Regions from separate parts of the Homo sapiens genome. Here regions 1 and 2 are each linked to region 3. Evidence: read pairs that join two places in POLR2A ChIA-PET (ENCODE). Cell type or tissue: PC-9. All regions are shown on one strand.

The links. Peaks named below come from ENCODE experiments on the same cell type or tissue, not always from the same donor. Only the 100,000 strongest peaks of a DNase experiment are listed, where the experiment ranks them.
Region 1: POLR2A ChIA-PET joins it to region 3 with 8 read pairs; 2 of 35 experiments call an interaction of 5 or more read pairs at or near these places.
Region 2: POLR2A ChIA-PET joins it to region 3 with 6 read pairs; 3 of 35 experiments call an interaction of 5 or more read pairs at or near these places.

Annotation. Positions count from the first base shown.
Region 1 is chr3:124,865,132-124,869,131 of GRCh38, reverse strand. All of the region lies in intron 2 of ITGB5 (integrin subunit beta 5), which reads left to right. Among named protein-coding and RNA genes, the nearest start is that of ITGB5, 20 kb to the left of the region's middle. RefSeq lists an enhancer at 1-429. In PC-9, no CTCF peak of the experiment used is centred here; no DNase peak of the experiment used is centred here.
Region 2 is chr3:124,917,276-124,921,275 of GRCh38, reverse strand. It overlaps MUC13 (mucin 13, cell surface associated), which reads left to right. Exons shown (of 12, transcript NM_033049.4): 5 at 987-1,042. Among named protein-coding and RNA genes, the nearest start is that of MUC13, 15 kb to the left of the region's middle. In PC-9, no CTCF peak of the experiment used is centred here; no DNase peak of the experiment used is centred here.
Region 3 is chr3:125,380,078-125,384,077 of GRCh38, reverse strand. LOC105374080 (a long non-coding RNA gene) reads right to left here. Exons shown (of 3, transcript XR_924427.3): 2 at 1-135. Among named protein-coding and RNA genes, the nearest start is that of ZNF148, 6.8 kb to the right of the region's middle. In PC-9, no CTCF peak of the experiment used is centred here; a DNase peak (open chromatin) is centred at 2,137.

The sequences.
Region 1 (4,000 bases), 510 kb after region 3:
TTCCCAACCTATGAGGATGAATCCCATGGTACATTCCATGGGGATTCTCCTGCTCCAGATCCCATGAAGACTTACCCTTATTGTACTTGAAGTGGGCATGAGGATTCCTTATCCCTGCAGTTCACATTCCTTGTAACCTAATTCCATGCCTGCTGGCCACGTCTCCTCCCACAGGTATCATGTATGAGTCCATCAGTGTCCTTTCCCACCACTCCCTGCACGGTGCTCTTGCTGGTTCTCTCTTAGTTGGCTCTGTGTCACATCAGCCCTGGCTCTCTTGCTTTTGTTTACTTTTTTTTTCATTTTTAATCATTTAGTTAATTTATTTTCGGAGACAGGGTCTTACTCTGTTGCCCAGGCTGCAGTGCAGTGGTGTGATCATAGCTCACTGCAGCCTCAATCTCTCAGACTCAAGTGATCCTCCCACCTTAGCCTCCCGAGTAGCTGGGACTATAGACCTATTCCACAACATCCAGGCAAGTTTTTGATTTTTTTTTTTTTTTTTTTTTTTTTGGTAGAGAACAGGTCTCACTATGTTGCCCAGGCTGGTCTCCAACTCCTGGGCTCAAGTGATCCTCTCACCTTGGCTTCCCAGTGTGCTGGGATTACAGACAGTGAGCCACTGTGCCTGGCCTCTTGCCTTCATTTTCTCACCATGCTTTACCTGAGGGTTTCAGACTTACTTTCTGCCCTCATATCCAGAGTCGCCAGACTCTCCCCTACTCTGAGACCAGGATGTATGGGTCACTGCCTGTCTTGGCCTGTCCATGCTGCCCCTGCCTCTCTGCAGCACACTCTCTACCTTGTTCTAGACAGCCTTGGCCGCCTGCTTCTCAGCCCTTATGGTGCTGTTTGTACAGCACAGCTTAAGACACATGTATTAGTCTGTTCTCACATTGCTATAAGGAAATACCCAAGACTGGGTAATTTATAAAGGAAAGGGGTTGAATTGACTCACAGTTCGCCATGGCTGGGGAGGCCTCAGGAAACTTACAACCGTGGTGGAAGGTGAAGGGGAAGCAATGCACCTTCTTCACAAGGTGTCAGGAAGGAGAAGTGCTGAGCAAAGGGGGAAGAGCCCCTTATGAAACTATCAGATCTCAGGAGAACTCACTCACCATCAAGAGAACAGCATAGGGGAAACCGCCCCCATGATTCAGTTACCTCCACTTGGTTTCTCCCTTGATATGTGAGGATTATGGGAATTATAGGGATTACAATTCAACATGAGATTTGGGTGGGAACACAAAGCCTAACCATATCAACACACAACAAATCCCAGCAGTTTATGATCTATTTTGTCCATCATTTTTTAAAATGGACATTTTGTTTCCCCTCTAACATTGTAAATTTTACAACCTAGCCAGTTGTCATGAGGAATGTGCCTGGAGGAGAGTGTGCGGATGCTTTCAAGCAGGGCCTAGGGGTAGCCCACATTCTTCCTACTAGCACTGTTGCCTAAAACCCAGCCACATGGCAATGCCTAACTGCAATGAGAACTGGGAGACTTGCTCTAGCTTTGTGCCCCAGAAGAAAGGGAGAATGGGCTTGGTGTACTGGCAGCTTATGCTCGTGTCACTCGCAAGAGGACAGTGGTTTGGGAGAAGTGGGCAAGGCTGAGGGATCAGTGCTCCCTGTGAGAACAGAAAGCAGGGTTGGGGAAAGCAAGAAAGGAGGCAAAGGCAGACAGAGAGATTGCACTTAGGGTTTGCAGAAGTTGGGAGGTTGTCAGGGTGTGAATACGAGGCTCCGTGAAATGGTGTGGCTGTGGGCAGTACCAGGCTGCTGTGAAATCCGGGAGAAGGACCAGGTTAGGCAAGGCCACCACTGTGGAGCTGAATTCCCACAGGGAGAAGAACAGTGAGGCCATGGATGCATGGAAATGGGGTCGGGCATGGGAGAAGACTAGTGAAAAGAACAGTGAGGCCATGGATGCATGGAAATGGGGTCGGGCATGGGAGAAGACTAGTGAAGTCTGGGCTGGGGTGAGCGGTCTTTGCCTGGGGAAGTGGATGTGGAGAAGAAGCAATGAAGCATCAGTAGGATTGGAGGTAGGAGCATGAGGAGGGAGACAGGTGAGAGGCTGGGAAGCAAGATGGGCCAACTGAAATGAAAAGAATCAATATTCAATCCAGCTCACATAAACTATAGATTCTTTAAAGAACATCTCCTTGTGGTCAGATTCAATGAAAGAAATAATATTGGCCTGTTGTAGACACTTCATAAATATTTGTTCAGTGAATTAATAAGTCCATTGAAAGCTGGCAGAGGGATTTCTCCATCCCCCAGGCAGGGAGTATACGTGGCAGTGTGTTGCTGGCACACAACACACATCTTGGTTGTCATCAGCTACCTTCCCCTCAAATCCCTGAGGGTTCTGCCAAGTTGGAGCTGCAGGTGTGGCTGGTCAGGGGGCCAGGCCCTGCCATATCCCAGCCAGAAAGGTCGGCCTTAGCAAGAAGCCAGCTCCCCGCCTGTGTCCACTTCTCCCCTGGGCTCTCTGCCTTTTTCCCAGTTTGTTTTCTTCCCTCTTCATCCCAGGGATTGGGCATGCTGGCCTCCTTTCTTGCTTGGGTTCCTTTTGTTCAAGGGCCTACAGTTTCTCAACTCTTCTACTCTGTTTCAGAAACAAACAAGAATTTGTCTTTTCCCCCAAAACAATCACCCTCACCTTTTTAGAGTTTTAGCCTTCAGCAATGGTAGGCAGGATGGCACTCAAATAATGTAATGTCTGGTCTGGCATAGAGGAACCTGAATGCACTGGCTGTGATGCTGGACAGCCAAGCACCCATTGAACACTAGCTTTGACTGCAGGGTAAGAGACCTTGATTAGCAAAAAATATGTAGGGAGCTGGGCATGGTGGCTCATGCCTGTAATCCCAGCACTTTGGGAGGCTGAAGCGGGTGGATCACTTGAACTCAGGAGTTCAAGACCAGCCTGGCCAACATGGTGAAACCCCATCTCTACTAAAAATACAAAAATTAGCCAGGCATAGCAGTCCCAGCTATTCGGGAGGCTGAGGCATGAGAATCACTTGACCCCAGGAGGCAGAAGTTGCAGTGAGCCGAGATCATACCACTGCACTCCAGCCTAGGTGACAGAGCGAGATTCCATCTCAAAAACAAACAAACAAAATATATATGGAGTCAGGTGTTAACATATTATAATAAGTAGCAGACCTCATCTTATCCTCCATGTAACAGTGATGATGGGGTGAGTGAGCATGGTGGCTTACAATAAGTTGCAAACACCAGTGTTGTAACAAACTAAAAACAATCTAAATTTTAAACACCTCTCTTTTCTCTTTTATATTATTACCACTTAGTAACTAAAAGCAGCAAAAGGCCAGGCATGGTGGCTCACGCCTATAATCCCAGCACTTTGGGAGGCTGAGGCGAGAGGATTGCTTGAGCCCAGGAGTTGTAGACCAGCCTGGGCAACATAGTGAGACCTGGTCTCTACAAAAAAAGTAAAAAATCAGTGGGATGTGGTGGCACCTGCCTGTAGTCCCAGCTACTTGGGAGGCTGAGGTGGGGAGACAGCTTGAGCCTAGGAAGTTGAAGCTGCAGTGAGTGGTGATCACGTCACTGCACTCCAGCCTAGACGACAGAGCGAGACCCAGTCTCTCAAAAAAAAAAAAAAAAAAAAAGAAAAAAGCCGCAAAGGACACTTCAACTTTCTATTGCCATTCTGCTGCTTTTCCCCTTTGGAGAGTTTGATAAGGGCATTTCTGGAGACCAGGGATCAATGCTTTGTTTGTGTACAGGAACCTCTTCCAGCATAGAGCATGGGGAGCATCTGCAAGCAGTTGTGTTGTGGCCCATTAGAAGCCCATCCTTCTTGCTTGGGTTCCTTTTGTTCAAGGAACAAAAGGTTGCCATTTTTGCCTGTTGAGATGAAGTCTCCCCTCCTCTTCTATAGGTTGAGGCTCCTCTGTACCTGTTTCTCTGCAAAAGGATATTTATCCCTCATGTTTGGTAGGTAACAGATCTCTGAATT
Region 2 (4,000 bases), 460 kb after region 3:
CAGGAGGCTGAGGCAGGAGAATCTCTTGAACCCAGGAGGTGGAGGTTGCAGTGACCCAAGATCATGCCACTGCACTCCAGCCTGGGCAACAGAGTGAGACTCTGCCTGGAGAAAAAAAAAAGGAAGTAGAGATGGAGAGACATTTTTTTAAAGCTGAAGTCTTATTCCATGACAATGTCTCTCAATTTGAAATTATATCACTATTAGAACTGGTAACATGTAAAAAATGTATCGTGGAAATGATTTTACAGATGGTGCAAAGAGAGCTAGTGCTTCCGACTGCACAGCCAGCCAGTACGTGACAACGCTAGGATAGGATCTGTGGCTGCTGTCTCACAGAGTTTGCTCTGTCCCTTTGCCATGTCACCTCTGCCCTGTGGGCCAGCTGGCAGTGACTTGCCCTCTCATCTTGGATCTGCTTTCAAATGTGCCAGCACGGATGTTTTCAGTACATTGAAGACAGCAACATCAATGTGGTCCTACTTCCAGGGAACCCCTGAAGAACTTCATGTGGCTTTACTGAGCAATGGTCACTTAGCACTACTTTCCCCAAACTTGACTTTGAGTGTGAGTGTCACAAAAGCCCCCTCCAGTTACAGGCCTTATGCCCCGGTCTTCAGAGATCAGATTAGATACTTGATCTCAGTCAGGGTTTGATGTTCCTGGGGGAACCAGTGAGGGGATGAAGCATTCTTATAGTTTCTGGGAGATTTGTAATCCAGAAGGGATGCACCAGAACTCCCTTGCAACCATTAGAGTAGAGTTAGGAAAATAGAGACAACTTACTTTCTTCAAGGTCCTCTTAGCAGCCTTTGTGGGGGCAGTCCCAGCTCAGACCCTAAGAAGTCTCCCAGGGTCCATTTTCTACCCAGTTGGATCCTGTTAAAAGCTAGATAGAGCATTATTTTTTTCTGCCTCATTTGATTTGTAGAAAATGTGAAAAAAAAATTTTTTTTACTTGTTATTAAATCTGTTTTCCTCCACAGTTTAAAGATGTATTTGGCACATCTGTTTATGGACAGACTGTAATTCTTACTGTAAGGTAAGTTTGTTATGGACAATTTTGGAGGCAGATGTGTGTCTGTCTAACTTCCGAGCTTCTCTTGAGGTCTGCATGTAACATTAAGGCCCTCTGTGGCAAGTCACAAGTTAAGAGGAGAGGGTCAGTCTCAGTCTGAGCACTGCAAAGGGGACTGTGTGCCTTGGCCCTGCCTCTGATGTCACCCCAACTCTGGGCAGGGCATGGCCTGGGGAAGGCAAAATTCTGTCTGTGATTGGCTATGCAACAACTTGTGCACATGGTCCAGGACATCATCTGGATCTCTTTGTTTGTCTTGATCCCATGGCTGCAAACCATATCTAGTCAATCTCTGGAATGTGCATTCCAGTGGGCCGGGGGGAGACTGAATGGCCCGTGATCATCTCTTCCCTCATATGGCAAGTGTGAGGGGGACAAGAACACCCAAATCACACTCCTGGCTAGAGAAGGGTCAGTGGTGAGCTTTCTGCAGTGAGAACAAGCACTTATTGAGCACTTCAATATGTAATGGCAAGTGCTGGGTGCTATTTAGGGAAACAAAGAGGCAGAAGATTCTCAAGAAATTAGCAATTGCATCTCAGCCTCCTCTGGAGCACATTAATACACACGTACTTAGGCTGAGGAAAGAATGCTCTAAGACAGATGAAGTTAGGTAGGAAAAGCAGCCCTCGTGTAGCAATGCACCATTTACATCTTAAGTCTTACTATTGTATTTATCCTTATAAGCCATATCAAATCCTTTGTGAAGGCCAGACATGGTGGCTCACATCTGTAATCCTAGCACTTTGGGAGACTGAAATGGGAGGATCACTTGAGGCCAGGAGTTCAAGACCAGCCTGAGCAACATAGTGACATTACATCTCTACAAAAAAAAAAAAAACCATTTTTTTTTTTTTTTTGAGATGGAATCTCACTCCTGTCATGCAGGCTGGAGTGCATTGGTGTGATATCAGCTCACTGCAACCTCCACCTCCCAGGTTCAAGCGATTCTCCTTCCTCAGCCTCCCAAGTAGCTGGGATTATGGGTGTGCACCACCACGCCCAGCCTAATTTTTGTATTTTTAGTAGAGACGGGGTTTCACCATGTTGGCCAGGCTGGTCTCGAACTCCTGACCTCGTGATCCACCCGCCTCGGCCTCCCAAAGTGCTGGGATTACAGGTGTGAGCCACCACTCCCAGCCTAAATAAAAACTTTTAAAAATCTTTGGTGGAATAAGAGAGAGAGAGAGAGTATGTGTATAAAATTTCAGAGAGGTATTTTAAAAGTGATGGATTTCTAGCTTGGTCTTGAATGAAGGGCAAGTCTGGTTGGCAGTGAAGAGGCACAGTTTTCATGGTGGGAGGCTGGCAGCAAACAGACAGGCTGGGCCCAAACACAGTGGCTCTGAAGCTGGAGGTGTACAGCGGACAGCTGCTGGAGGGCTGTGAATTGTTTCTGGGAATTAGGTTTGGTTTAGTGGACAATAGCCAGTTCATGTGTAGGGGATGACTGGATACAAACAGGAATGGTGAAATTGGAATGGAGTTAGCTAAGCCTGTACTTGAATCCTGGCCTTGGCACTTTGTCCCTGAGTGACCAGGCAGGTGTTCTAACCTCTCGGAACCTTTGTCACTGCCTCTGTATAATTGGGATAATCTGATCAACTTCCCTGGAGCCTTGTGAGGAGTAACTGAGATAAAATTTGGAAGATTCCCTGTATGCAGTGCCTGGCACATAGTTGATTTCAACATCATCTGTTTCCTTTCTAGAATATGGGACCCTGCAGTGTGATGGACAGCTGGTCCCACAAGGTCATTTGGGGGATCCCCAAAACTGTGGCACTCCTTTGATTCTTAAGGAGTTACTAAAAGGGAGCCAAGGGTGTTTGGAGGCAAACCTTCACCTGTGAGCTCAGAGGCATGGAGGGAACTACTTCCCCCACCTCAGGGGCCAGTGCAGGGCAAATGCACCTGGGGCTCACCTAGAAAGGCATTTCTTAGGCTCCAGCCCAAAATTATCTCTCCACTCTGACTCCCCAAGCTCTTTCAGCCCCAAATTGTCTCTCCCCTCTGACTCCCCAAGCTCTTTCCTACTATAGCAATGTTGGAATTGGAAGGATCCTCAGAATTTCTCTCTTTAAAACCTCTCTTTGGACAGAGGAAGAAACTCGGGCCTGGAGAAGCTGACTGGTCTCGGGCCACAAGGGTCCGGACCTCCTGTCTTAACTCCAAGCCTAGTGCCCTCGTCATTTATACTCAAGTGTGCAGTGGCTCCAATGTTCCCTTTAACCGTTTCACAGGTGTAACGTCTTGCCTCTCCTGAATTAGTGTATAAACTGGTAGATTCTTTTAATGAATAAATTATGGATGGCATTTGCTTTCCTAGTCCCAGTGCAAAGCTATGCCATATATTTCAACCAATATAGAATAATTTTTATCAAGTACACCTTTCTCACTGCCCTATTACATTCCACTGCCACTCCCTGCCGCCTCCCCCGCCCCCGCCCCCGCCCCACCAAATCCCATCATAAATGAATTATGGTAGAAAATATTAAATTACAATGCTGAAGCCCATTACATTTTTTGGGCTCCCTTTTGAGATGATTGTGCCTAAAAATGGAATTTGATTCATGTTTTGGATTTTTCTTGATTGTTCTGAGGACCCAAGGTGGCTGCAAACATTGCTTAAATAGGTTGGCTATATTTTCAGGCTTCTGCATTTATTCGAGAGTCAAAATGAAATTTTAGCTGGGCACGGTGGCGCGTGCCTGTGGTCCCAGCTACTTGGGAGACTGAGGCGGCAGGATAAGCTGAGCCCAGGAGGTCTAGGCTGCAGTAAGACGTGATCTCACCACCGCACTCCAGCCTGGTGACAGAGCAAGACCCTGTCTCAAAAAAAAAAAAATGTCAAAAAGGTGTATAGAAAAAAACATTTAGACAACAAAAATATATCCTGAGGCTTAAAAGCACAGAGCGACAAAT
Region 3 (4,000 bases):
TTTCTTGCCTCAGTAAGCCACAATCACCCGGTTGCTCAAACCAGAAACCTGAGAGTTGTCTTTGTTTTTTCAACAAATATTGATGGAGCACCTACAATGTGCCAAACTGCTTTAGGCTCATGGATAGTGACATTCCTGTGGGAGACAGACAATGAGGATAATCGACTATAATAGTATGTTAGAGTGCTGCACACACACACACACACACACACCCATACACACGTCTCACAGTAAGTGCTGTGGGGAAAAACTGAGCAGGCAGAAGAATGTATGTCACAGTACATGAGTTGTAACATTAGGTGGTGAGAATAGACCTCTCCAAGAAGGAGACACTTGAAGAAAGAGAGGTCTATGCTATGTGAATATTTGGGAGAAGAGCATTTCAAGAGGGGACAGTGAGTGCAAATGCCTTGACCAGTGCCTTAACTGGGGGTTTGGGGAACAGCAAGGTGGCCAGTGTGGCTGGAACAGAGCGAGACAGAGGGAGATTTTTAGTGATGAGGTTAGTGAGGCACCCAAGCCCAGGTCATGGACAGCATTCCTGGCCATTGTAAGAAGCCTGGGCTTTACTCCGAGTACAATAGGAAGCTGTGGAGGGTTTGCAATGGAGAAATCACATGATCACTCTGGTTACTATCTTTAGAGTAGGTTGTAGAGAAACTATTCCTCTTATTTTTATCTCTTAGCCCCCAAATCCTACTTTTCTCACTAAACCCCATTTATTTTACCTCTTAAATATATCTTGAATCCATCTAGTTCTCTTAATTTCTATTTTAACTACCTAAGTCAAGCCAACAGCAGCCTTCATTGAATGATTCATTCAGTCAGTCATTCAACGAATACTTACTGAGCAGCTATTATGTTCTAAGCACTATTCCTATTCTCTATGCTTGGAACACAGCAATGAACAAAAATAAAAAAGAAAAGAAAAAAGAAGAGACCAGCCTATGTGGAGCCTACATTTCTCCCTCAGATTTATTGCTTTTTAAAGAACTTCACTTAAGTTGTCTTAGGAACTTATTTGGTTACTTGCTCATTGTATCCTCTCCTCACCAGAGTGTAAATGTTGTGAGATCAGGCACATTATCAATTTTGTTCACCAGCCATATTCTCAGTGCGTAGAATAGCACCTGTTACATAATATGTACTCAATAAACACTAATTGAATGAACAAAATACTGCAACAGACTCCTAATTGGTCTGTTTCCAGTGACTTTTAAACTTTCTTTGACTTTGACCCACAGTAAGAAAAATATTTTGTGCTGTAACCTAGTAACACTTACACACATGCATACATGCTTATAGATGCATATGTAAAATTAAAAGTATTGTTACATGTGATGCCATCTGATTGTATGTGAAGCCGTCTGATAATATTTATTGTATCCTATTATGTTTTACTGAAAAAAAACTCTGCCAGTTACAACTTAAAGAAAATTAAAAAAAAAATTTTTTTTGAGATGGGGTCTCACTGTGTTGCCCAGGCTGCTCTTGAACTCCTGGGCTCAAGTAATCTTCCCACCTCAGCTTTCCCAGTAGCTGGGATTGCAGGTTGCACAACTGCACCCAGCACAACTTTAAATTTGATTTCAGAATCCACTCATGTGACTTAACCAGAAGTTTGGCAAATACTGTCCTTATCTATTCTCCACAACCAGAGTGCTCTTTCTAACCTAGAAGTATTCTTATGTGACTTCCCTACATAAAAGCTTTCCATGGCAATCTGTCAGCCTCAGGCATTTTTGCCCAAACGTCAGTCATTCATGGTTGTTCATGTACCAACTATAATCTAGGTAGTATTCTGTCAGTTGAATTACTTTTGTCAGTCAACCTCATCCTAAGCAAAAATATAAGATAAGCAATGTGTTGCATGTATGAAATAGATCTATATCTATCTATCTATATATTTTCTATGCGTGTTCACCCCATTAACTACAAAAATTAAAAAAAATAGTATTCTGTGTACCATCTAAGATCTTCTTATCATCCAGCCACACTTTGGGAAAGACTGTTCTTGGGATAAAGGAAGGTCAGATACCTCAACTAAGTCCACAAGGCACTCTGGAGCTTGCTGGTGCTTTCCACTGCAGTATCATTTTTTTTTTCTTTTTTACCACTTCCTGCATGCATTCATTCGGAATGACTCGCAGGTGCCTGAACACACTGAGCTCCTTTTGGCACTAGGACTCTGCATATGCCATCTCCTTCCTCTGCTCAGGACTCCACCAGTACCACCCCCTTTCATGTCTCAGCTAAAATGTCATGTTGGGGAAGCTGTCCTGGCCCGGGGCTGCACAGGTCCTCTTCCAGTGTCCTCCTCCAGCGTCCGGTGCTCATCTCTATATTAGAATGTATCACCCTGCAGTGAAGCAGTTTATTCACCTGTTTTACTCCACCAACTGATGGTTGTAAGCTTCTGGCCTAGAAGAGTATTTTATTTACCACAGTATTTCTGGTATTTAGTATAGTCCCAGACATTCAATAACAATTTGTTTGATGAATAAAAGAACAGATGTACGGATTTCTCAATGGACTGAATATCCCTGACACTCAGCTCATTGCCTGACACATACTAGGTATTCAAAAACCACGATTGAGCAATTGAAAGAAGTGAGGGCTCATTCTCACCCTAGCTACATTATCTATTTACTTATTTATTTATTTTTTGAGATAGAGTCTTGCTCTGTCACCTAGGCTGGAGTGCAATGGTGATCATAGCTCACTGCAGCCTCAACTGCCCAGACTCAAGCAACCCTCCTACCTCAGCCCACCAAGTAGCTGGGACCACAGGCATGCATCACCACACCCGGCTAATTTCATTTTTAAAATTTTTCTTGACACAGGGTCTTACTCTGTATGCCCAGGCTGGAGTGCAATGGTGTGATCATAGCTCATTGCAGCCTTGACTTCCCAGGCCCAAGTGATCCTCCCACCTCAGCCTCCCAAATAGCTGGGACTACAGCCATGTGCCACCATGCCCAGCTAATTTTTTGATTTTTTGTAGAGATGGCGTCTCACTATGTTGCTCAGGCTGGCCTCAAACTCTTGGGCTCAAGCGATCCTCCCACCTCCCAAGGTGCTGTGATCACAGGCATGAGCCACTGCGCCCGGCCTCCTCCATTAGTTTACAGCTTCTCATGAACTTAGAACGTGTCTTAGTCTTCTTTGAACCTTAACACTGTGTTCTTACACAGCTACATACTTTTCTTCAGGAAGTGTAAAATGGTTGCCTTCGTGAAAAATCAAGTAGGAAAGAAAAGGTAAAACAGAGTTAACCCCAATGCTTAATTCTTGTGTCTTTGCCTGTTTTGACCTTTTCCCCATATCTTCCCCTGTGTCCCTCCAAACCACAGTTACTGCACAGCTGATAGGCTTTAGTGCAATCCTGTATCTGTTTTATCCCTTTTGTGGTGCCATTTGTAGCTCTTGGCATGTGGGTTTTAAATAAATATTTAAGCCGAATATTGGCAAGTTAGAAAGATAGTAATGGAGGGAAAATGGACGCTTTTTCTCTGTGTTGAATTACTACATATAACAGGGTAGTTTTGATATACTTTGATGAGCCCAGAATTCTCACATGCTTTTTAATTCAAATCATATTGAGAGTAAAAACAAGAAATAAAAAAATCATTTCTGCATTATATTGCACCATCTTGGCAATAAGCAAATTGTGAGATCTCTGAACACTCTGGGATGGTAAAAATTGTTATTATTTCTCTCTTATGAAAACCCACAACTTTAATACATGAATAGTTAACTTGTCTTCATTCTGGTTAAACTTTGGGAAAGAAGAGATAGGCACTTGATTCACTGGTGTTGGCCGGATAGAAAGTAGCAAGCATCCTTAAAATAGACCAATGTCATCAGCCTTATAAAATTGTTGAGGCAAAGATTATGCTCAGAAATAAAATATCTGAAAAATGGCAGTTTTTTTTTGCAGGTTAATTTTTTTTCCTAGTGCCATCTACCTATTGCATACCCTTTTTATTCCCCATGGAAA